Regions from separate parts of the Mus musculus genome. Here regions 2, 3, 4 and 5 are each linked to region 1. The links are chromatin loops, found by intact Hi-C in ENCODE. Cell type or tissue: heart. All regions are shown on one strand. Region 1 overlaps Mecom (MDS1 and EVI1 complex locus). Region 2 overlaps Mecom (MDS1 and EVI1 complex locus). Region 3 overlaps Mecom (MDS1 and EVI1 complex locus). Region 4 overlaps Mecom (MDS1 and EVI1 complex locus). Region 5 holds the start of Gm33206 (a long non-coding RNA gene).

Region 1 (5,000 bases):
GAAACCTACTAAAACTTCTCCCACTCCTCTGTCGCAGCTCCAGGGGCAAGACCCGCAGGAGGAAAGTGTGCGAAGGTAGGGGGCCTGCCAGGCCAGGACGGCCCCCCAGGTCCTCCCAGAGCCTTCTCGGGGCCAGACCCTCACCGGCTCGTCCCCTTTAGCCACTCCGCGCCCAGCCGCAGGGTTTCTATTTCATGAACTGTCTCTTTAAAGGGGATCTGCTCGGCCATCCAGAAAGAAACCGGGGCGAGGGAGAAAGGGAGCTATCTCCAGAGTGGTCGGAAGCCAGACGACGGGCTCCTCTTTCAGTAAATTTTTAAAGTGACAGCAGCCTCCTCTGGCGGGAGAGGTCACAAAAAGGTCGCCAAGACCCAAGTCCTATAGGGACAGACTGATTATAGATGCACCATCCCCAGAAACATGTAGATTTCTGCCGATAAACAACCAATGGGGAAATTTCTCCAGGCAGGATTTGTTTCCCCAGGGAAATCTCTTTGGTTTTGATGTCCTGAGCACAAGGGTGTGTGTGTGTGTGTGTGTGTGTGTGTGTGTGTGTGTGTGTGTGAGAGAGAGAGAGAGAGAGAGAGAGAGAGAGAGAGAGAGAGAGAGAGAGAGAGTCTGTGTTAGAGTTGGGTGGGGGATGGGAAAGATAGGGTGGAGAATTGCTTTCAGGGGTGTGAGGGTGCCTCCCCAGGCAGGCTGGTAGTTTGGAAGCTCTGAAGAGGGCCAGGGCAACTCTTAGGATAAAGAGATACTGGCTCGCATTAAAAGTCTCAAGACAGCAGCTTCAAAAGTGAAAACTAACACACATTTCCAGTTTCCAGTTAAGCATATTTTAAAATAAAATATAATTTAAGTTTCTACTTAAATTTATTCCTTTCCTTTTTATAGTTAGGTCCCCAGAAATGTGTACATTTTAAAAATACCCCTACACACACACACACACACACACACACACACACACACACACAAGAACAAATCTTAAAATCTAAAGCATTATTTTCATATCTCTCTCACAAATAGATTGTAGTAGATTGAGAATATTTTCTAAGTTATTCAAAAGGCCATGACTTCCCCAGAGTCAAGTTATGCAAGTGGTTGCTTTTAGTGATTCATATTTTATATATTAGATAACTTTATAATAAGTTTGGGCACTTTCTATCAATACAATGCAGAGATGACATTGGGTGAAAGAATTTGGATAGAGGATGGCAAAATATAAGAATCCATGTGTTTATTTGTAGATAAATTTGGAAAAAAAAATGTTAAACCCACCGCTTAATTGAGAATAAATGCTTTTGATGAGAAAACTCCATTTATAAAAGCAAATAGAAAGATACAGCTCACCTACCCACCAAGAGAAGACAGAAACACCTCCAGGACAACCACCCCCAACCCCCACTAGGCAAGAGAACTGCCTCTGAGCTAAATCGCCAGCCCTCAGATCCAATTTATTCTCAACTCAACAATGGAAAATTTAGTAAAATGCCTAGGTCTAGGAACAGGTACTTGGGAGGGGTGGAGCCAGCTCACAGGCTTAGAATGTGTGCTGACATTAAACTTTTATCTATGAATCAGGACTCACAGTACCACCCACATTTCTTTCTCTCCAAGGGCAAGTTAATGTGAAAATCCAGTAGATCTTTATTTTCCCCAAAATGCTGATCAAAAAACAAAAATAGTGTCAGAAGACAAGGAAGCAGGTGACAGTAAATGACTAGAGGTGGTGACTAATTCATTTTGGTGGCCTGTTATCTATGACACTGAACTGTTATTTCAGATAATGGCCATTGTTTGGCGGGGGGGGGGGGGGGGGGGAGGGAGATCTCACAGCAGTAGTAGGTAAGACAGGGGAAAAATCCTTTGTAAATAACCTAAGCATTGAGATATTCCCATAGAGCCCTGCCTGAGAATCATGAGGAGTCTGGGCTTCCCTGCATTGATCTTAGGCCCTTCCTCAACTTGCCCATTGTTGAAGTGCTCTTTTTCTTTTACTTTTTTTTTTTTTTTTAATTTAGCCATAAATTGGAATAGCTGGAGCTATGAGCTGTTCTATTTTCTTCCTGTCAGGATGAGAGATTTGTTTTATGATGCATTGTGTATTAAATACAAGTAATCTGGGGAACTGAGTGCTTCAGACACTTCAGCTTGATCAGGGGGTCTGGGTGCTCAGTGCCCCAAACCATTCCAAGCCCCTACTTCACCCCACCCTGGCCTTGCAGCACCCACTGCCTAACCTTTTTCAAAGCTTCTCAGAAAAGCAGGAAAGGTTGGTGGCGACACAAAGGTCCTGGGAAATCAGTGACAGGTCCTAACTAAATTCACATTTCAGGGAAAAAAAAAAAAAAACCTTTGAGGTTTTTGTTGTTGTTGTTTGTTTTGTTTTGTTTTCTCCCCACTTACATTAGCTTCTGGTGTGGGAGGCGGAGCGACGGGTCTAGATGGTATTCTTGCAGGTACGGCTGGAGGCCGTTAGGTGGCGATGTATCCCGAAATAAAGTACAGTGCCTGCAGCCTCAACGACCTAGGTGAACCCACCAGGATCTGACAGCCTGGTTGCAGCCTCCAGGTCTCACAGACACAGACCCTGGGAAACTGCCTGAGTGGAGGATGCTCCTACCTCTGAATTTCCTTAATTTCCTCCCTGAGACCTTGAGAGATGTGTCTAAAGACAGCGAGGATCCATTCTAACATTACCGCTATCCGTTTAATATGTGTCTCTTATTAAATAGTATCAATATTGGTGCTGTGATTCTCACTCTTGTACAACAGATAAACTGCAGGAAAGATTACACGGCATTATCACAAGCATCTATCTGGGCGAAGAAAGTCTAACAGCAGCTTCCTGGTCCCCACTCCCCTCACCTCCTCCCAACACCGTCTTCTTTTGCATATGAGGCAGGAACTTCACATGATGACAGCCATCCTGCTTTGTCTTAACATAACTTGAAATTTAGAGAAAAAGTCCCACAATCTCACAATAAGTGATAGAGCGCTCCTCCCTGCCTCTCTCCAATAGTAACCCATTAGGAGATCTACCCCATCCGAAGAAAAACAGGCTCAAACAAGGGTAGAGGGCAGAGTTTTGCAAGGAGTGTGCTTTGCTTCCCTGTAAGCTTGCTTCCCGTTAGTTAGGAGCCTTCTAAAACAATAAATAAATACAAGGAGCCAAATCCACCAACTCCCTTTACTCCTTGGATTTCTAGAGAAATCTGTTTACAGTAGTTACCAGCTACAAATTAAGCCACTGCAAAGCTGCTTTCTGCTCCACAGTGATCAGGAATACGCCTGTTCTGCAGAGTTTAGCACCGCCCTTGCAATAGACTATTACAAATAATGGTTTTACCTTAATCTCGAACCAGCTTTAGTTTGCAAGCCCGGATCAGGAAAGTTGATCTAACTACCAGGGTAGTGGAAGGCAGGAGGCGGCTTTAAGCAATGTATGGCTTTGAGAATGCATGCAACAGAGTAGCGATCAGATTTTTACAGAGTAGCGATCAGATTTTTTTTTCTTAAATAATCATACTTTTAAACCGCTTTTCAGTACTAGCCATGGCACGCTTCTTTTCTTTATTGCTCTTAATTGTTGTTTACCAAGAAGACAACATTGGGAAATTCTCAGTTTGAGCAGAGTGGGTAGATTTTCTAGGAGTCACACACTGGTTGATGGCCAGGCTGGGGTGGGAGGGGTTAATGCATTTTCTTCCAGGTTTGAAATGGGTATAAACCCTCCGCAATCCTTTCCCTTCCTCCCTAGGCTGCAAGGACTGCAGAATCTTTAAAAGGCCCAAAGATTTCCAATAAGGCCATGGGTTCTGCCTTCATGGTATAACTGTTTATTTAAAATAAGTCAATATATTAGTTAAAGCGGTAATAAGTCAGCGCCCCAGTATCCAAGTGATTCCCACAGGACTGTAAACCGATGCCTCTTTTAAGCCTTAAACTTCAGGGTTGTCCCAGAAGCAAGAGTCCAGCTAATGGAGGCCCTATGGGCATGGTACATGCCAGCACATCATTAAAAGAAAGAAAAGCAGTCCACAGAAAGCCAGATGAAATGACTGCACTGTCCACTTTTAATGGCTTCCTGTGGACAAACGGCCCTGTAACACTCTGCAGAGGACGGTATTTAAAAACAAGACAACTTGCTGGCAGTTTTCAATACCATAAAGTTAATAAAGTAGGCTCCCATTCACCCTGACATTATGTTTTGAGTTTATAGAGGAAGGCCCTTTATAACCTCAGCCTAAGTATAGTCTTTTTAATTCTGCAGCTCTGGGTTCTTGGGGTGGCTAAGCAGCCATTGAACTCCAAGTCTGACTTTTTTTTTTCTTCTAACACCAAGCAAATGTATGGGTTTGTTTTTTGTTTTTTGTTTTTTTTTGGGGGGGGGGGCATCTCATATGCAGTCTCTCCTTCACAGACTATCTGTGAAATCCTGCTTCATACCGTTCATACAGTTGGGAAGCATGAAATAATTTGAGAAATTGACATTTGGCTGAACAATAACTGCTTGCTAATTAAATTAGCTTTGTGTATAGATATTGATGTGTGTTTAAAAAGAAAATCAATGCTTTCTCTCCACGGCACAGTGGCAATGTGGGAAGTGGTCAGACTTTCACCTAAGCTTAAGTGAGACACAGGTAAGAAAATTTCAGTATTATTTTGGGACTCAAGAGATGTGTCGCTGATTCCTCTACAATTGCTACCCCATTTTCCTTCCCTCCGACTCCTCCAAATTCTTACCACCTATCAGATCTTTTAAATCTTTTTGTTCCATGAAATTTGAATAAAATTCAATGCACAGGTGCAGAAACTAGATCAGAAAGCCAAGGGAGCCGATGTGACGAATGTTCCATTTGACTTTAATTATTTATGCTGCTTTATCAGGGAAGTATGTCACAAACTTGAACTTGAATTCTGGGATACTGGTAGGCAGACTTGCAGTCTGCCCAGCCAAACACCAAGCTATAGGCACAAAGGGACTGCACCCCCAGAGCATC
Region 2 (5,000 bases), 140 kb after region 1:
AGCACAAAGAAGGTTCCTCTAAATTTTAAAGACTAAAGCTATCTTGAGCGTCTGAAAAGATAAGAGGGAGATGGGAAAGAAATGGAGGGGAGAGAAGGGGGAAGGGGAAGGTAACTTCTGGTGGAGCTCACTCTACATAGAAACCACTATTGTGTTATAGTTGACCACATTGGCCTAATAAGAGGCTGAAGATCTGAATCCAGGCACTGCAGAGTATTTTAAAGTACCCCAGGGAATGGAAACATACCTGGATCAAATTATATTGAGCTCAGACACACATACAGCATTCTAACTCTTTCCACTACCCTGTGGTCATATTGGGTAGTGTTGTTTATTAATGTTCAATCACAGATATTAGGATGAAGGATGTCAGTTCAGAGAAAAGAGGACTACATGGGCCACCAAAACCTAGCACAGTGGAGTTGTTTTGGCCAAGACCTCAACTGTAGGCTACACACCAATAGTCATTGCTGCCATTACTTGCCAATAGGTGGCTGATGAGTGTATTTGAAATCTCAGTTCTGGGAAGAAACAGCTGACACAAATGAACAGAATGGGCAGAATCGGAGAGAAAAGCTACATTGTGAGAGCTAAGTGTAGAGCTACGATCAAGGTCTCCTGCCCAGGGACCCTTAAGTGGGCTCATCCCTGCCTTGCTGCTGTTGTGTGAGCATATAGGCCAACAACAACACTACATCTAGCCCCTGGGTGGGATGGAGTCTTTGGCTGCTCTTCTAGTTCATAAAGTCTCCTGCTATACCCTGCTGGCTCCTTCTATAGGCTCCTTTATCACTTGTTTGCTCTCAGTCTGGTAGGCTCTTGGGTTTTTCTGCTATCATTGAGAAAATTGCTCAGGTTTTCTCTCCAAGTAGATGAACCAAGTACATTTGTTGACTGTGGTTCTTCTGAGTTCTAGAGCAGTCATCATCACCAAACACTGTGTATTTTGGTCTTGTGTTCCTGTCTTCTTACTTACTAGAAAGTTCCTTAAATATGCAGAATTTTTCTAGACTCCAGGTACGTTCTCTCAGACATATTGTTTGCCATTCGGGTGCACGAGAGGCTGCTATGGGTTTCTAGCCAGTGAACCCTGGCTGGCCCCTGATAACAAGTGAGAACTGGAGTTGATAGAGAATTTTCAGCCCAGGCCCTTAGGAGAGTTTATATTCATTCTAGTGTTCCTGTCAGTTTTTCTCATGATGAAACTCTTTCTCTTGGTCAATCAAGTCAACTAGAAACTAATTAGTAATTAGTACTTAATCAAGAGCTCTCTCTCTCTCTCTCTCTCTCTCTCTCTCTCTCCCCCTCCCTCCCTTCTCCATCCCTCCCTCCATTCCCCTTTCTTTCCATCTCCCTCTCTCTTTCCCTCCTCCTCACCCCCTCCCTTCTTTCAATAACTATATGACCCAAGGTGCCTGGTTATTTTATTGGTTGGTCATTAACCACCGCTTGGAGTTTCTTGTTTGGTTGATTGGTGGGGTCTTTGTTTTGCTTTGCCAGTGAACCCTTCCTCTGTTTTCCTGCTGGAGGATAATTAGATTTCTGTACTCAGCTACTACAGTTAGTCAAGAGCAGTATTTGTTTGTTGTTGCTGTTGCTGCTGCTTAGTTTTTTAAAGATGGTTTGATTGATGGATGGATAGGAGAATGGCTCAGTGGGAAGTGGAAACATGTGGAATCAGAACCTAAACCTCCAATTTCTACACAAAAAGCAGGCATAACTGGCCACACCTATAACCCTGCCCTGGTGGATGCAGACAGGAGCATCCCTGGGCCTGCTGGCAGTCAGTCTGACCAAAAAAATTAGTAATCTTTAGGTTCAGTAACAGACCTGCTAAAAGACATGAGTCGGGGAATGATAGAGCAAGATACATGGCATCTGCTATTGTCCTCATACACAGTCATGCCCCATATACACACAGCTTCTCACAGCACACACACATACATACCCACACGCACACACACAAACACACACACACATGCCACAATGGGAAGTGTGTGTGTTAGCCAGTGGAGAGGCATTGTTTCTAATGCTGATCATGTGTGCCATGGAGAATCACCCTATCAAGGTGGTAAAACAAGTGTCTGCGCATGCTGTGCCTCTTACCTTCTGTCTTTTCTAGCGGCACAGGAGAGCACTGAGAAATCGAAAGCCGGCCACCTGGAACCCCACACGCTGGAAGACTTGGCCCTTGAACCTGAGGACCCAGCTGCAACTCTGGGTTGACTATTTAGACAAAGATGAATCTGATCATCTGATGAAACCACGTCAATCACAGATTCAGCTATAGCATTCCACGCTAGCCCTCCTTCCAGAAGCTTCTGCAGGACACAACTCCACCAACACAGAGCCCCAGAGGAAAAGGCTTACCACAGTCATTTTCCCAAGCCTGTCTGCCTCTCCCACCACCCATGCAGAATCAATTCCACTCCACAGCATCTCCACCACCTTCCTCCTGGCTCTAGGAAGTGCTCTCCATCCCCTTTTCTTGCTCTGGACTATTACTTTTTCTATTCTTTAAGTTTTCTTTTTTTATTTGAAGAAACAGTTCATATCTTAATGCCAGATAAAATACGAGCATTATGGGGATTTTCAAATGGTACTGGGCTTTGAAACTTCTCTCCCACTCTTGCTATCGTAATTTGGCTGACTTACTTTACATATTGAGCATCTAAAGATATAATTTAAAGAAATATTTTAGTGTTTTTTTAATTTAATGGGATTTTTTCAAAGTTAAAATACACGTGACTCAAGGGATTTGCCACCACCTGGTGGCAGCATATGCAAATGTCAATGTACCTAGATGTAAAAAAGGGTGGAGTTGAACCCGCTACTCAGAAGTTATACAGTAGTATCAGGTGTATCTCAGAGACACATGTCGCTGTAGGAAAACAAATGCATTTAAAAAATACAAAATCTCTTTTGAAATGAAATCCAAGTACGGAAAGCTAAGTTTTCCATAACTGAAATTAGCACACCTTATTACACAAACTTCTGGCATGCAGGGTATATTTCCATGGTGTCTTAGAACCAGCATTGTGGCTGCACGTAAGACAGCCAGCAGGGCCTCTCACATTGTCGCTGTGCTTCAATGTGGTGTTATTTTACCCGCTAGTCATTGCTTCTTCCTCTTGCCATCAGAATAAGTACTAGATTCTCATTTAGTGCATTCGACCTGGGATTCCCAGAGCTGTACTCCATCTCCTCTGAATCCAAAGGCAGAGCAAAGCCAGCTTTCTTAAACCACTGTACACAGAGAACAGGAGACCAGTGCTCCTCCCGCAGCAAGGAACTGGGAGTGGAGGAAGGATGTGGGATCTTCCCTTTCCAGACCCTTGTACTCTGTCACATGTCAGTCATGGGTTGTACTGGTTTTGTCTATTGGAACCACACCACCCTCACTCTGGCCTGACGTGGCAATGCTCTGTTCAGGCAGAACACTGTTCTCACTGAACCAGGTTCCAGTAAGTGAGGCGTATGTTTACTGAAAGAGAAAGGAAACTAGAGCCAGGTCTTTCTTTGTAGTCTCTGGGATGGTCAGACACCCAGAGACCCTCCCCCAAACAAGGGGTGCTGTCCTTGGCCTCTCCTCTGGCTCAGTGACTCAGAAGGCATGGCTTTCTTGATCACAGTGATATCTTAGACTGACTCTTCTACCAGGACACAGGAAAAGCTTCGGGGTAGGGCAGGGGCATCCTGCCAGCTCTCGGGTCTGCAGAGAGCTGTGAGGAAAAGCAAGCAGAGCTCCAGTAGGTCTTGGCAGAGCAGAAGGCAGGCCCTTGAGCAACTGTCTGAAGAAGCCACCATGGCTTTGCACTTAGTGTGCATCAGTAGGATATATCCTTATGGGTTCACCCTCCACCCTCAGTGACTGCACAGCATTTAAGGACAAAAGTGATTAGCTATAGTGCAGCTTCCAATTGAAACCAAAACCAGGTTTCCATAAACACTCACACTAATATTCTTTAGCAGCCTTTCCTGGGCCAGCTATAGATGAAGGCAATTACAAAACTTGCTTGATTCGCAAAGATAGGATGGAAGGGGAATAACCAGAGAGCCAGAAAAGTGAAACAGCAAGAACCCACCTGGTGACCTTCATAGTAGAAGGCTTTTGCCATGCCTATGGTGTTCCTTGCCCACACCAGCATCTTGTAAAGTTCACTTTGAGCATTCCAAGTGTGCCACTGTTTATTCTTCCAACACTGTACAGCCAACATTAGGTACTCCACAACTTTGAACTACAGTTCAGACAACTCACTTGTAGCTTCAGCCTTGAGGCATGGATGCCACTGACTACTGATATGAACTTGTATAGCCAAGTATGGTCAGCCATGGCCTTCCAGTGGCTGTAACAGCCACTCCACAATTTCACAGCTCCTGAAACTTTAATCCCTACCATCCTGGATGTGGAGTGATGAAAAAGGTATCACTAGTAGAGTTAGGAATTCACAGCAACCAAAAGCAACTTAGAAACCAAGCGTGCAAACTGTCTCAGAGGTGCTCATGGCAACACCTTATCATGAGGCATTGCAGGAGGGCTCCGCAGCTGTGGCTCTGAGCACACATCCGCCCTAAACACTGCAGGTGCTCCTATGACTCGACACGTGAGTGAACGGTGCTCTCCACACCTGGGCTCAGGTTCTATACATTTATAGATTAAGTATTATAGTATTTTTCTTGTCTATACAAAGTGTTCTGCTCTTATGAAAACTGAATTGTTTAATTACAGAAAATAAAAGACTTTCAATAGTTTTCTAGCATGTTCCCCAGAGTGTTATCAAAATAGTCTGTTTGTTTTTACTGTGTTAAAAGTGTCTGATTTCTTTTTAATGCTATTTAAGTTATAGATACATTTTATTTTAAAAAATCAGTACATAAATTTGACTTGGGATTAAGACAGATTATTCTACAATTGCTGAAATGGTTTAAGATATACTTCTGGCTCTGTGTGCTATATATTTCTGAGAAGTGGCATTCTCAGAATTGACAATTATAAAATA
Region 3 (5,000 bases), 230 kb after region 1:
AGGGAATTGAACAGATTAGGTAACTCAGAAATTTAGACATTTCCCCCCATTATGTTTCTTGTTGCAGTTTTGTAATAAAAACACGAGCAAACTTCAAAGGAAGCTCTGTAGTAAAGGTTAATTGCCACTAAAGAAGAGGGTGGGCCCAAGCACCAGTACTTTGTGCCCAACTCCCAGGCAGACAGGAAGGATTACACGTGGCTGAACGCAGACGATGTGTGCCCAGCATCAGGAGAGGGAGGCTTAGCCAAACCTCAGGCCCCACCAGGGACCTCCAGGGAGTATGTGAGCATAGAGCCATGAGTCTGTGAGTCCATGCACGCTTACCAGTGGTCGGGGAAGGGAGGGGGAAGACTGCAGTTTCCTTTCCAAATTAAAACAGGACATGCTCTCCGTCCCTCCTCAGGACAATTCCTGAGTGGTGACAGAGGCGTGCTGATGAGAAAGCAAAGGACCTCAGGGGCCAGCTCTTCTCCACCAGCAGCAGAGCCCTCCACTGAACATGTGAGGAAAGGGAGGAGCCCAGGTAATACCAGATGCACAAACCGAGCAATGAACTGGCCATTGAAGCACTCTGTGAAAATGTCCCCAGGAAAATGAAATTTCACACTCCCAATGAAAGGAGGAAAGGAAACTACTAAGATGAGGAAAATAGATGCTCATGGAGCTGACAAATAGGCTGTAAAGGATTCTATGGAAATCCAGCAGCATAGATTTGGAAGCAGAGGTCTGTCCTATAGAGGTCATTGTCTTAGAGAGGTCACCCATGGGCAGTCTTCAAAGCACCATGATCCCAGAAAAGGGTGAAAGGCAAACACTCGTCATGTTTCAACTCTGGTCCATGTGTGTGACATCTGAGTCTCTATGGCATATTTGTGCCCTAGCCTGCTGACATGGCTTGGCATGTGGAATTTTCCTAATGGTCTTTCAAGCTCCTTTGACTCTCAGTGTTTCAGTTAGCTTCCTTGTTCTGACCTAATCCATTTCTTCCCTCTGGGCCTTGCTACCTGACAGTATTCAAAGCACTTCATTAGTCTGCTGTCAGAAAGATCCAGAATGAGAGAGGGTTGGGAGAGGTAGCAACAGACAGGGCCAAGAGTACAATAGGAATTGAAAACAAATAGCAAATATATACATAAATATATTTCTCATATTATGGTATAGGCCTTGCTAAGCTTCTCTTAAATGGCGATGGAAAGAAATTGCTAGAGCCTTTTGGCATCTATTTACAGAATCCAAGAAAACAAAATAGAGACACTAACGTTCTGTGGGTAAGGCCTAGAGGGAAAGCATGACCTGGTTAATGTTTGGTATATTTTGTTGTTGGTGAGCCTAGTCACCAGTCTATACTGGAAGGCCTGGTAGGACCAGACTCCTTACATGCCCGTCTGTATTCCTTTCACAATGCAACATTTGCCTGAACTCTCTTTTAGCACTACAAAATTTTAAGAGATTTTTGGCAACCTCTGACCTACTGGCTTTTTTTCATAAGCCTTTTATATCCCCAAAGTGGCTTTGCTTCCAATCCATTTAAAGTAGAATAGAAATGCCGGTATTTACATCACAGCTTACTGGCAGGTCGCTTCTCAGGCATCTGCAGTGAGCAGAGTACGGCCTTTCAGCGTTCAGGCCCTATCTACAGCAATTATTTGCCAGCATATCTAAAAGAAGGCAGGCATTTCCTGCTGCACACAAATGGGACACTCTTATCTAAATCACTGTTTAAACAGGTATTTAAGAAAACACTATCACAGGCAGGAATTTACTGATGACGGAACACACTGGTTTAGGGCTGGACTGGATGGTTAAGGACTAGCCATTGTCAAGAAAGGAAGTATATCAGCATGAGGAAGGTATAGAGAATATTTCACAACTCCCCAGGGGTCAAGATGGAGGATCATAAACTTGGGAAAGTGGCCATGAAAAAGGCAGTTGCCTTGAGGTTTCCACCCGGTAACTCCTCTGAACCCTGGAGCCACCTGAGAGGAAGAGCTAGCGAGTTGGGCCAGTTTGTGTCTGGGACCATTCCACTGAAGCCATAGCAGATCCCCATAATGAAAGCTGGAGAACTGCCAAACTGGGCATGCCAAAAGCTTAGAAAATGTATTTCCTGGAAAGACACTTTGAGAATCGATTGGCTCTCCCACAATCCGTAACCTAGGCGAGAGCGTGCTCTGGCTCCCCAGCCCTGCTCTAGCCAGTGCAACTGGAATTTATTCCCAGTGGAGGCTTATAAAGCTGGGCTGTTATTCTCACATTAAGTACACTGCCCTCTGGTGAGGGCTGTGGTTTCTGTGTGGGCAGAATGTGTGGTTTACTATAGCTAATTTGTTTATGTTGTTGACGGTGGTTTCAGAGGAAAGCATGTTAAGAAGTGATCTGATTGGCTTCTTTACCAAGACCGTTTAAAGGTGGCTGAGACATGCTGGAGCATTAATGCGCTGTCACTAATGGGGAACGACTGGTCTCTTTGACCACGGATGTGCTTCACTGGGTTCTGCGTGGGACCTGAGAGCCGCAGTCTCTTTATGAGGGTTATCTAAGTGTGGCTTGGTGGCTCTTGCCAGAAGTACTACCGCCTTGTCTCAGAAGGGGAGCTAAACACTGAAGGAAAAAGTCCAGCCATGACTTCCCTCGCAAGGACACTGAAGAATAGTATATACTGAGAGAAGAGAATCAGACTGTTCCCAGAAGAGGAAAGGCAAAACCTTCCTGGAAGATGGCGATCGGGAGGAAGTAAAGGACCCTGAGAGCCTCACTTCGTGCTTAAGCCAGACTGCGCTGTCTGAGACATGAGTAAGGAGCTTGCGTGAGCTCAGGTCCATTCCACAGAAGAGCTCATGGAGACCTTCCCTACAGCTACAACACAGAAGAACTTTCTTCCAGCCAGGAGTCCTGCATAAGGAAAAGAAAATACTTATGCATGGCTGGCAGAAGAGGGGGTTGTGGCTTGCTGAGAAAGAGGAATGCAAGCGGGCAATTAAACATCCACAGCGCCACACTCGGCTGGAAAGGAAGCAGAGAGTACCCCAAAGAACAAAATTTCCTTAGACTCTCAAACTCAGGGAAGTCTTTTTCTGTTCTGTTTTTGGTCTTGTTTTGTTTTTTTTTTTTTTTTTTTAAATGAGAAGTTGATCCTTGTTATCACAGGTTTGTTAATAAAAGGACAACAGTGATTTGTGTCCTGAGGTAACATGATGAGGAAGGTCCCTCCAGTAAGATCAAACTCTGCTCCATTGTAAATACCATATCTCTGCTGTTAAAAACAAGTCTAGATGTTGCCAACGAGCACAATCTGCCGGCCCATTCTACCCTCTAAAGGGCTGCGGATTGAGTTTTCCGACACCCACCCCATCATGTGAAATGTGAAATCGTTCAAAATTGTGGGGATGGAATGTGACTGAAAACATAAAGGAAAACTTTGGGGTTTTTTTTTGTTTGTTTAATTTCAGAAAACATTATTCATTTTTTAAAACTTTTCAGAAAAATATGAACAGATGTGTGTGTGTATATGTATAGGCATATATGTGTGTGTGTGTGTATGTGTGTGTGTGTGTATGTGTGTGTGTGTGTATGCCAGCCACACTTATGATTGAAGAAGGGGTAATTTCAACATGGTTAAGTGGTAACACAAGCTAGGTATTTAAGGGAATGATATAATATGACAACTTCATAGACTACCAAACCCTGCCTGGTGTCTGGGAATTGTCACTATCAACATGTGTAATAACTAGTAGCATTAGGTGGTCTGTACAGTATCCTTCCTGCCTCGTTGAGTCACACAGTGTAAGACAGTTGATGGGCACCAGGCAGTGCCTCCTAAAGACAACTGACTTCTTATGAAAGGCATCCAGGGCATCTTCTGCATAAATTACTATAGTTTACACCAAGAGAAGATTATGAATGTTTGCGAGGCTAAATTTATTTACAAACTAGGTCTAACTTATTTATATGGCTGGCCCAATAGGCTTTTGTTGAAATATTTATGCTATCTGTTCTTCTGCCCCACTAAACTCTATCACAATCATAAACACTGTTGAAAAATGATTCGCAGTTAGCAGGATTTAAACTGCCCGTTATATCCCAAGCTAGTGCCAGTAAACTTTTGCACTGGTTGATAAGGTTTCCTCCATGGAATAAATATACATTTGACTTTCAAAATCTTTGGTGAGCTCGATGCTATGAAAAGTAAAGGTTTAAACAGATGTTCTGGGCACCACCTATACTGCATGAATGCTTCCACTGCATGTTCCCATTGACACTCTGGGGAAAGATCGCAAAGGGGTCCAGGTTTAAATCCCTTCCTAGCATTCAAAGTGGGATCAGATGAACAACTGTGGAGGTTGTAGCCCTCTCCAACGATGCTGCCACTTGGGCTGATTTGTGTGCCCATTTGAAGCTACTTTTCCAGTAACATGTTGTAACTAGTGTGTCACAGAGCTGATAGAGACAGACCAGAAACCAAAGACAATAAAGCTTCCTCCATCTGGTAGTTTAGCATTGATCAGCAAAGTCAGGAGGTGGTAGGAGGTATCTGGCCATGCAGCAGAAGATGACTAAGTTGAGGTTCAGAATCATGAAAAGTAGAACAAGAACTGTATTTACGCTCCTGTGTAGCCAGGCATCTCCAGCCTTAGACTGACGAGAACCATATGCCATTGGCCTTTTGTATCTACAAACTCTTCACATCCAGAGATCCAACCAGTAACAGATGGAAGATATTCACACATATGGCAATGCCTCTACTGAACTCACACACTTTCTCTTCCTGTCACTGTTCCTAAGCAATTCAGTGTGACAACAAGTATCTAAATGGCTTTGGCACTGCAGTAGCCATTGGAAGTAACATAGCAACAACTTAAAGTTTACAGGAGCATTTGTGTAGGTTAGAGGCAAGAAATGTTATTTCATTAGAGGGAAATATCAAGGGACTTTGTCTTCAAAAGTCTTCTCCGATTCCCCCAACGCCTCAGGTTCCAAGGAACAGCAGTCTACACCAG
Region 4 (5,000 bases), 90 kb after region 1:
TGAAAGTTAGGCTGAAGTTTGAGGGTTTTTTCCTAGTTTAATGTAAGGCAATTCATTTTTCCTTAACAGTAATCAAAGCAGTCAGACACGGTACACATCATTGGGTTGGGGGAGAATTATGTCTGTGGTTTATTTAAATAATGTAATACCAATAAAGAAAACTTTAAAGAATATTAGAGTGTTTGAAATATTGGGAGAAATAAAAGTGACAGCACAAAAATATAAAAGAAAATTAAGTGCAGGAATTATTTTGTAGATACCACTGATGTATTGGGCATACTAACAATATAACACACAAAGAATAAAATCTGATTAACAAGCTTCAAAAAGGAATAGCTAAAAAAAGGCCCCATGGAGGGAAACTAGCAACTATTTAGGAATATATATTCATGTGTTATAAGCAAGGCTTTAATAGAAAGTTCTGAAATTTCAAGTTTTCAAACTTGAAGAGATGTTTATATTTTTGTAATAAATTGACAGAGTTATGATTTCTGGGTCATAGCCTACATTCATCTATTAATGCAATTTAAGAAATTGTATTTTTTAATAAGAGGTTGAGAAAACCAGGATGACTAGTTATAGTTTTAGATTGTCAGGAAATTAGTGACAAATAGCTATGGATCCTGCAAAAAATGCATCAGCATTTGGGGGAAACATAGGACACTCATTTAAGTCTATTTGTGTTGATATAGCAAACTCAGACTTAAAAAAAAACAAAAAACAAAAAACAAAACAACAACAACACAAAAAAAAACCCATGGTTTTCTGGCTTCATTTGTACTTTAGGTAGAAGCTTTTACAACAAGAATTCAACTACTGAAGTTCATTTCCTGCCTTTAATTCTAAACGAGCAATTTGCTGATAATTTCCTGTCTACATTTTCATAAAGTAGAAAGAACAGGACTGCTTAAGCTTAATGTTTCAGTGACCAAATAAACTTCAGCAAGCAGAGCTTAGGAAGTGGGACAGCTATCTGGAAACTCGGATCATGATTATAAAATCTCCGCATGCTATTTATCTCCCCTAAACGCTTAAAAATATTCTGAAGGAAGGCCTTAGTGATTACTTCTTTGACCCCCAAACAAGCAGAGCAGTATGGCTTGTCTCAGTGGACCCTGAGCAATTCAAGTCGAGGGGTAGGAATCCACTGAACTGTGTACCTCTTCAGGAATGAGAAATAGCCTCAAGTGCGCTCTCTCTCTCTCTCTCTCTCTCTCTCTGGCCTGGATGAGGAAACTTTTTGATTTGAACTCTTTACACCTATATACTGATGTTTATCAACCCTTTGGAGTTCACATTAAAATAGAACATCACTAGAAAGCATCCTCTGAAATCTAAATTGGGCTGTCAATTAAAGGTGAAGAATGACTTTGTATTATTGCTTTAATGTGAAGCACCTTCTTTGTCCTGTTGAGGTACAATCATCTTCCATCCGAAATCCATTATAGCATCTGCAGAAAGCTTAGGAAGTTCACACTGGCCAAGGCTCAGAAGAGGGCCTGATCATAAAATCCACAAACTGTGGGGACAACTGACTAAACGTTAACAAGTGGCAGCTTGTGGCACTGCCCACCCCCAGGTGCCCAGCAGAGGTACAAGGGAAGTCAGATACTAATTACAAAGGGAGGTTTTTACTAGGCAGATTTAAGGGCCACAGATGAGCCAAATCCCGTTTTTTATTATCTACTGTACACTTAGCTAATGCTTTCCCCTATGAGGAGGGCTTAAACAGTAAGCACAAATAGCACAATGAAATTCTAATACTCTCCCTGTGTGGACCTGGATTATTTCAGCCACCAGCAATGTGAGTAGCTGCAGGTGTTGCACTAAATAAAGTAATATAAAGTGTCTAAATTGCAACTCTGGAAGTACTGTTTCAAGCCCCTGTCTGCTTTTTATTAACAGTCGGATTCCTTACTATCAGCAGCCACAACTACCTCTACCCTGTTATTCAGCAACAATATTTTGATAGGCACAGATCTATTAAAAATCACTGTTGATATTTTGTGACCATAGTCATTTCAGAGTTGAATAAGCATTCAATCTTCTCACAGAAGGGGAGAACGTAAACTTGCGATCCAGGAAAAGAGGAAGTCAGGGGTTACGGAGGTGCAGAGGCCACGGAGAATGAAACAGACCCCCTCCATCAAGCCGAAAACTTGGCAGCCTAACTAGAAACAGACCAGCCCTAAATCTTAAGGTTCATGAGCTCTTAGTAACATAATTAACCGAAATAAAACTAATATTCCCGTGTTGAGTTTCAGCTTAACAGACATCAGCAGCTCCAAGGGACTGCACCAGGGACGCGAAGTCGGAATGAGAAAATGCTTGCCTTGTTTAGGGACCGAGTCTGAAGGTAGGAAGGAGCACTCTCTAGCAAGTCCACAAAGTTTCTGAAGCAAAGAAAAGCTGTGTAGGCAGCCAGCTGTCCGGTTTACATTCCCTTCCTACTGTGAAGCAACACTTTGGAGGGAAGGTGTGGGTCACTCATTTGAAATTTCAGACAGGGCAGTGCTGGAGATGTCCAGTGCATGTGTTCTTAAGGAAGAAAACCCGAATTCCCAGGGGGAAACGCTGAACAGGAAATGTCTGGCCACTGGTTGCATCACGAGATATCAAAAGAATTTCACTTTGGCTCCTTCACTGCATCAAGTCAGGACATTCTTGATTTTTTTTTTTAAATACTCACTAAGCTCCTACAAAATGAACTAAGAAAAAAAATAGTGATATCAAAATGTTTCTAAAAGTTTCCAGTGTCTGAAATAGAGAAATAGAGGGGAAAAAACAAAAAACAAAAAACAACCAACAATTTAGGAAGAAATGCAGAGTGTTAGTTCTGAGGGATTAAATAAACAACATTAGTATCTGTGGATAGCAGTCAGGAAATTCCATTTATCTGATGAGCTGTTGGCGACCTAAGAAGTGTTTCAGCCCCCAACCCCCACTGTGCCCACAGACTTCTTTTTGCAGGAATTTTTATGCTGTTTTGCTGCAGATAGTGTGCATTTACAAGTAAAGATGCATTTACAAGTAAAGAGGAGACTAAAAAGGATTTCTTTCCTTTTCTTTAAATTGATGTCCATTTATATACCTCAGCTCAGGAAGTCCACAAATTCAGTCTCTAACTGGGAAGAGTCTTGTCACAGGACTGCCTGGGGCCATCAGCCCTGGTTTCTTTTCTTTCTTTCTTTCTTTCTTTCTTTCTTTCTTTCTTTCTTTCTTTCTTTCTTTCTTTCTTTCTTTCTTTCTTTCTTTTTTTTTTTTTTTTAACAAGCTTCTCTTTTAACACTTAACACCAGGGATGATTTAACAGAAAGTGTCTCAAGTCTGAGCTACAGCCCCTTTAGACTCTACCCAAACAAAGGTACTAATGTGTGGTCAGTTTCTTGGCAGCCCCACTCTCTGCTGATAACGTTCCTGTTTGGTATTCTCCAAGGAGTTGGCTGCTGGAAGTTGCTCGAACCTCATCCCTTGCTGCTCCGGGTGCGGGCGATGCTCCGACTGCGCGGCGCCAACCACAACATGCTACCCACCGTGAGAGAGCAGGACGCGGGCCGCTCTAGTCAGGACTTATCGTCTATCATACTGATTGACGAAACCAAGAGTGAGCAGAAAAAATAAACATGAACAGAGGCTGCAGTGTATGAGCCCCGTCAGCTGGGAGTTTTAGTATTTGGCCTTGGCGATCCCACTCTCCTGCTAGGTTATCTTTCCCGTGTGCTATCATTTATCATAACTTGGAGGGGCCAGGGGGGAGAAAAAAAACCTTGGACTTTTCTATTGGCTACATTCATTAGACAACTTTCTTTTTAATGCCCCCGCCCCTTCGCACCAACCCCTACCCACACATAATAATAGCATCCTTTTATATATTCCCCGAAGAACGTTGATGAAATCGAAATATGGTTCATCTCCTTTATTCCTGCTCCACATAGATCACGGCAAGTAATTAACCTTTGCTGGCCCATCAAATCTAGAATGCAAACCTGCATGTCAGTCTACTTCAGTCGGGCGCAATAATAAACCTGTACCTCTCTCTAACAAGGAAACTCAGTAAACATCCTGGATGTTGGTCACTGACTTGGGTAGCTAGTATCTTCTTTCTTAAGTAATGGCACTTGACTTTTTCAGACACAAACCATGTTTTGTATTGGTCTTGACAGCCACTATAAAGTACCCCCCAAGTGTGAGTAACAAAGATGATTTGTATGTGGCCCGCAGTCCTCCAGGATTCTAATAGCTTTCTCATTCCAGCCCAGAAAGACGGAACACAGGGTAGCTGGTTAAAGCTGATACAAGCGTTTCTTCTCTCAGCAGGCTATTCTTGCATAACCATTTATTTTGCAGAGTTTTAAAGTGCCTGAAGGATTTAATTATGTACATAGACAACCCTTATAAACTCTATTCTAGGGTTTTTATTGACTTTTGGGCTGGGCAGCTCTTAGGCATTTCAATTAAGTGTTTTTATAAGAAAAACTACAATATTGTAAAAAAAATTCTTTATAGATATTCCCAAGCAGGTTTGGTCTCCCATCTGATTGAATAAACCATTTAATTGACAAAAAAAAAAAAAAAAAAAAAAAAGTTACAGGTTAATTTGAGGTTTAGGTTTTGTTTGGTTTGGTTTTGGTTTTGGTTTTAGTGTTTTGTTTTGTTTTGTTGGTTTAGTTTTTTGAAAATAGAGGGTCAAATTCCACACAGGTATGGGAAAATGGACTGGCCAATACCAGTAGAATGACATGACAAGGTTACTTTGAAAAATACTCAAAACACCCAAGGTTACCTGTTTGTTACTAGGAGTGTAAACTCAGGACAGCAAAAAACCCCAACTGGGCGATTTTTGCATGTTCCACTCAACAAGTGCAGAATAATATATTGCCAAATTCATTTGGAGCACCAGCCTGACAGAGCGACCCCTCCAAAGTCTGCAGGAGACCCCAAAGCCGCCTTTGTCTGCTGTCTTCAATTGCAGGGGCTCAAGTATTTACAAGAGTTCTGCA
Region 5 (5,000 bases), 120 kb before region 1:
AGTTTACATTCCCAAAACACATATCAGTGCCAGTGGGTGTACTGGCCTGTCTGTGCTTCCAGCACTCAGGAGACAGCAATGGGAAGTTCCATAAGCAAGCTATATAGCTAGACTAGCTGTGTCATCAAGCCCTGGAGTTAACTTAGAAACCCTGCCTGGACACATATGAGAGAGGGTGCTTGAAGAAGACTCCTGACACAATCTCTAGCTTCCATATCCACACACACATGTATACACATCCCCCCACACCTGGATATCCACACACACATGGAAATATTCTCAGAAAGAAGGGATAACAGTAGTATCTCCATCATAGAATAATCGGGGCTATTGGATGAGTTAATAGGAGCAAAGATATGAGGAAATATCTATCATGTTAGATCTACAATTGTTAGTGAGGTTATTAGTTTGTGTCCTAGTTATCTAGCATACTACTAATTATTTTCCCCTTTAGTCAAATCTTTTCATTAATATTTGTGGTTCCTCCTGTACTTAAATATCAACTCCATTCATATCTCTCCTTCACAGGTCCTTCCTTTGAAATCTTGGTCATCATGTACAATTTCCTTCATTATATGTCCACTTTGACAAGTCATGTACCTGTTAAACTCAACTTTCCCCCTCCCAACTGGTCACCTCTCCATCCTTGCTGAGGAAGCACACCCACTATTGAAGCTAGAATGCTGATAATAACCTTCTGTGATGTTAGTACTGATGTTCAAGCCCTGAGCCATCAACATCCTGTCTCTGTTTTTACCCATATTCCTCAGACCTTGTAAATGTCTGTTACCTGCCATGTGAACTATTGGAAATTTCAACTGACTTGCTTCTCAGCCCTCTGACCTCTTTAATTCCATTGTCTATGTACCTGGGAGAACAACCTTTTCAAACATGAGAAGGTCTTATACTTAGAGAATGCTGATGCCTTCTTTTCTCTCTTATAGTCAAGATGAACTAACTCTGGCTGAGCTCATAAGATGTTTGTACCTCAATTTTAAGTTACTTTGTTCTCTCTGCTGCTTTCTTCCTGAAGGTATTGGCCATTGTTTTATCTTATGAAAACTTTCCACTCTTCTCAGGGCAGAGCCTGTGTACATGCTGGTCCTCCTAATCACCCCATCGTTTCTGTTCTTTGTGGCTTCTAGACTCTTGCGTCACATTCTCAGGAAACCATCCTTTGATCTTCATGGCCAGATATGTCCTTATATCATTCTTGTTTGTGATGTTTAACATGATTCTGTTTTTATATTTCTTTATGGCATGCTTAGGTTTTGTTTGTCTTATAATAAACTACAACTTCTGTGAGCCAGTATCTTCAGGAGACAATCCTGCAACTGAGTGGTCAAGATTTCACATATTGATATTATAGCCTTTGGGGATTCACACCCCCCGCCCCCGGCAATCCTCTGAAACCATCTTTGTGGCTATAGAATGATGCCAGGAACAGCATGAGCCTCATCCCGTAGAAGAGTTATCTATATGATGTGCACAAGCTAATTCCAACACAGTTGCTCATAATTGTGATTAAACCATAGTATTCTTGACTAGACATGGCCACAGAAATTAAGTCAAATGAATTAGAGAGTTGTTAGGCTATACCTTACTTGACTGATGTAACTGCAGGGAAAGAGCATTTCAGCACATTCTCTCCCCCTTAGAATTCCTTAGACTGCAGTGCCTGAGTCCACTCTACTCACAAACAACATCATAAGACACAAACATGACAGGGCGACTTTTATTAACTGTGCAGTATTTGCATTCAAGTATAGAGTCTGCATTTGAAGGCTTTCTTCCTTAAAGAAATGACTGTTTCAAATTATGATGACTAAACACAGACTGCAGATACTCCCAAAACCACAGCAAGAGAACAAGCTGGGAACTGCATTATTTTATCTTCAGAATAGCCAGAAATATTTCAATCTTCACTCTTTTGATGACTTCATAGAGAAATAACTGTGTGGTTGACTTTACAAAAGAGAGGAGAAATTAGAAAGGGAGAAAGAGAGAGAGAGAGAGAGAGAGAGAGAGAGAGAGAGAGAATGTTCCAGCCTTTACTTTTGAATTTTGAGACTACATCACAATACCTAAAGAAGAAAAGAAATTGTTTTCTGGCTTTGATGTTCAAATGTCAAGACAATAATTTTTTCTGTTACAAAATGATGACTGTCTGGAAAATATTTTTTCTATTAATATTATAGGATTTTTAGGTCTTTGGACAGTTCATTTGAATGGCCACAAGAGAGCAGTAAGAAATTAAAGCTCACTCAGTGACTCAGAGTCACACTGATGTGGGCCCTCTGCTATTAGGAAAGTTTGAAAGTCCGATGGACTTCATGTTCATGGACTTGGAGAGGCAGTCCGGGAGTCCATTCTCCCCCTTAAAAGCTATGTAGTCAAGAAGGTCAATGCCGACACGATCAACAAATTATCAGGAAAGAACCTGGAATTAGACCTTCAGGAAACCCATATTCATGTGTGAAATGGAAAAATATTCTCGCCTAGAGCTCAGGGGTGTCTTGAGAAGTTTCTGCCCTGTCCCTGTGGAATATACAAGACACAAAGGTATGTGGTACAAGACAGAGTCCCACAGGGCAGGCCTGGGCATCCCTTAGAACATGACCAGTATTTTCAAATGTTTGCAACCAGGAATGTTTTACAGTTCTAATTCTACCTTTTTCTCTTATAGCTTAACTATCATATAAAGTGGTGTTTGGAGGATATCGTGATAGTTCTTAAACCTCTTCCCTAACTCTCTATATTCTCTACCCTCTTTGCTCACACTAGCTTTGCCATGTATGACTTAATATGTTGAATACCATGAATTTTAAAAGCGAATTTAAAAAAAATGAATTCACAAACGGCTAGGAACAGAATTAGTATATGAGAAGTTACTATAAATCTGTTCAAGAAAAAGTTGAACAGCCAGTAAAATAAAATAGAATTACTCCAAGCTCACGAAATTAGAATCACAGTCAATATGCATGTGAAAATTGTTTGTGCTTAGTAAATGGCAGAATGTTGTGTTAGCAGAGTTTGTGCTGAAAACAGCACGATCCTGATGCTTTGTATTAACAGAAAGATGACACAGCCTGTGGGGCAGATGTGGAAGCAGCTAGAAAGTAAGGTAGAGCGACAAGCTTTAAAATGTGCGTTTCCTTTAACGGAGACAATTCCTCGCTGGGAATTAACACTGTGAAAACAACCCGATGAACTCAATGTAGAGGCTTCAATAGTAAAAGAGAACTGGAAAAAAATAAAAATTGTGTTTCAAAGAAATCAAATTTGTAAAAATAAAGGTATAGAGGTGCAGCAAGACTTTGACAAAAGACACTGACAATAAAATACACGTACACGTGCTGGCCCTGAAAACACAGGAGGAATTTTAATTCATAGTGAGTATTAAACGCCATAAGTGATACAACACAGGAAGAAACTGTGCTTGGCTACATAGGAAAATATCTGTATGTTATTTTCAAAGTAGCAATCCCCCCTGGGAATGAGTCTTAAAAATGATTTGTTTCTGTTTTCTTCCACCGTTTCGTTTCCCCGAATGCTTTGGTTTTAAAACAATTAGTGTGTTACTTTCAAATTCAATAAAACACACACACACACATACACACACACACACACACACACACACACACACACACACACACACACACAAAATCTATTTCTATGCTCTAGGAAATTCTCAGAGAATCTTAAAAGTTAGTTTGATAAATCTAAAAAATGCTTAAAATATGATCTCCAGTTACCAAGTGACAGAGAGTAAAAATCTATTAATTAAAGTCAGCATATGTAATTTACAGATTCTAAATAGTAAGAAAGAAAACTATGTATTGAAATTTTTCCAAAGTAATTATAGATGGTATTCAGTCAACTTACACATTTAGGTTATTTTGTAAATCAGTTCAGATTATCATATTTTAAGTATAAAAATTTTTGCTTTTCAAAAGAAATACGCTCTTCCTTAATATTCTATTTATGGACAAGCCAGCAATCTGGCATTTAAGCAATTTTAATTTTTTTCTAGATGTCTTAACTGACTGTCTGCTCATTGATTTTCAGTCATATATTGAACCTGTAACTACTATAATGAACTACATTTCAAAAGGACCTTTATTTAATGTGACCTCTGTCTTGCTGAGAATAGCTTCCTTAATGATGAGTCAGAATTTAGAGAAGGTATAATTGTTTCATATTTGGAAAATAATATGCTTCTCAACATAACCCATGAGCAATTATTATTTTTGACCATTTGAATTACTTCTATATTTTAAAATCATGAATTATCACATATTTTCTATGAAGCCACTAATATATCAGATTTAAACCATCACTGCAAAATACATATTATTACCTCTAATTTATGTTAGTGTAATCATAGTAAGTACAACCCGTTGTCTATCATGACTTACGTGAAGCTGGAAAGAATCCCATGTGTGAACGCTCTAGTTCCTAGAGGAATTTCATGCTTCCTTGGAAGAGACACTTTTCCCCAATTAATCATATGTGGTGGTCCATTTCCTTCTATTAGGGAACCCTCCTAGGCAGGAAAAAAAAATCTATGACTTTCTTCCTGGTTATAATTTAGAAGAATGAGAGGCAGACTATGGTAGTGTGTACAAGGCAGGCTGGACCAAACGCCAGTTCCCCAGGCTTCTCCTTGACTTCCACAGATGAAGTGAAAAAGCTGACGTTCTTGCACATGTTTCTGCGTTCTCTGGTTTCTAGTCTATGGATGAGAATTCATGTTCTCACTGGCTTTTTTAGTTACCCTCTTTTCCAATGAATTTTATCTTTCTCCAGAGAAAGAAACAGTGTCATAGAAGACGTGAGACCAAGCAAGGAAACAAACATCACTGTTCTACCCATCGTAACTGAAAATGTGCTCTTTAGCTGTCAATTAAATCTTATTTGGTAGCCATGGCGTTCAAATGCTCTCATTGTGGAGCTCTGAGAATGCCTTGGAGACAGGACAGAGAGTGGCAGCACTGTCA

Evidence for each region. A loop is a pair of places that touch in the nucleus more often than their neighbours do. Peaks named below come from ENCODE experiments on the same cell type or tissue, not always from the same donor. Only the 100,000 strongest peaks of a DNase experiment are listed, where the experiment ranks them.
Region 2: it touches region 1 in a loop (2.3-fold over the local background); 7 of 42 quality-filtered maps call a loop at or near these places.
Region 3: it touches region 1 in a loop (7-fold over the local background); 5 of 42 quality-filtered maps call a loop at or near these places.
Region 4: it touches region 1 in a loop (2.2-fold over the local background); 5 of 42 quality-filtered maps call a loop at or near these places.
Region 5: a loop joins it to region 1, with 2.6 times the contacts of the local background. A loop is called at or near these places in 3 of 42 quality-filtered maps.

The regions. Positions count from the first base shown.
Region 1 is chr3:30,012,963-30,017,962 of GRCm38, forward strand. The region is part of intron 2 of Mecom (MDS1 and EVI1 complex locus); the gene reads right to left. Among named protein-coding and RNA genes, the nearest start is that of Mecomos, 4.5 kb to the right of the region's middle. In heart, a CTCF peak has its summit at 2,476; DNase peaks (open chromatin) are centred at 229 and 2,489; H3K4me3 peaks cover 832 bases; H3K27ac peaks cover 1,413 bases.
Region 2 is chr3:30,157,763-30,162,762 of GRCm38, forward strand. The region is part of intron 2 of Mecom (MDS1 and EVI1 complex locus); the gene reads right to left. Among named protein-coding and RNA genes, the nearest start is that of Mecomos, 140 kb to the left of the region's middle. In heart, a CTCF peak has its summit at 2,773; a DNase peak (open chromatin) is centred at 3,719; H3K27ac peaks cover 716 bases.
Region 3 is chr3:30,244,478-30,249,477 of GRCm38, forward strand. The region is part of intron 1 of Mecom (MDS1 and EVI1 complex locus); the gene reads right to left. Among named protein-coding and RNA genes, the nearest start is that of Mecomos, 230 kb to the left of the region's middle. In heart, a CTCF peak has its summit at 2,295 (motif pointing left); DNase peaks (open chromatin) are centred at 284, 1,624 and 2,044; H3K27ac peaks cover 2,390 bases.
Region 4 is chr3:30,103,140-30,108,139 of GRCm38, forward strand. All of the region lies in intron 2 of Mecom (MDS1 and EVI1 complex locus), which reads right to left. Among named protein-coding and RNA genes, the nearest start is that of Mecomos, 86 kb to the left of the region's middle. In heart, no CTCF peak of the experiment used is centred here; DNase peaks (open chromatin) are centred at 2,512 and 3,522; H3K4me3 peaks cover 1,380 bases; H3K27ac peaks cover 3,313 bases.
Region 5 is chr3:29,888,688-29,893,687 of GRCm38, forward strand. It overlaps Gm33206 (a long non-coding RNA gene), which reads right to left and starts at 4,540. Exons shown (of 6, transcript XR_880724.2): 1 at 4,419-4,540. It overlaps Mannr (Mecom adjacent non-protein coding RNA), which reads left to right and starts at 2,330. Exons shown (of 2, transcript NR_110437.1): 1 at 2,330-2,562. In heart, a CTCF peak has its summit at 2,229 (motif pointing right); no DNase peak of the experiment used is centred here.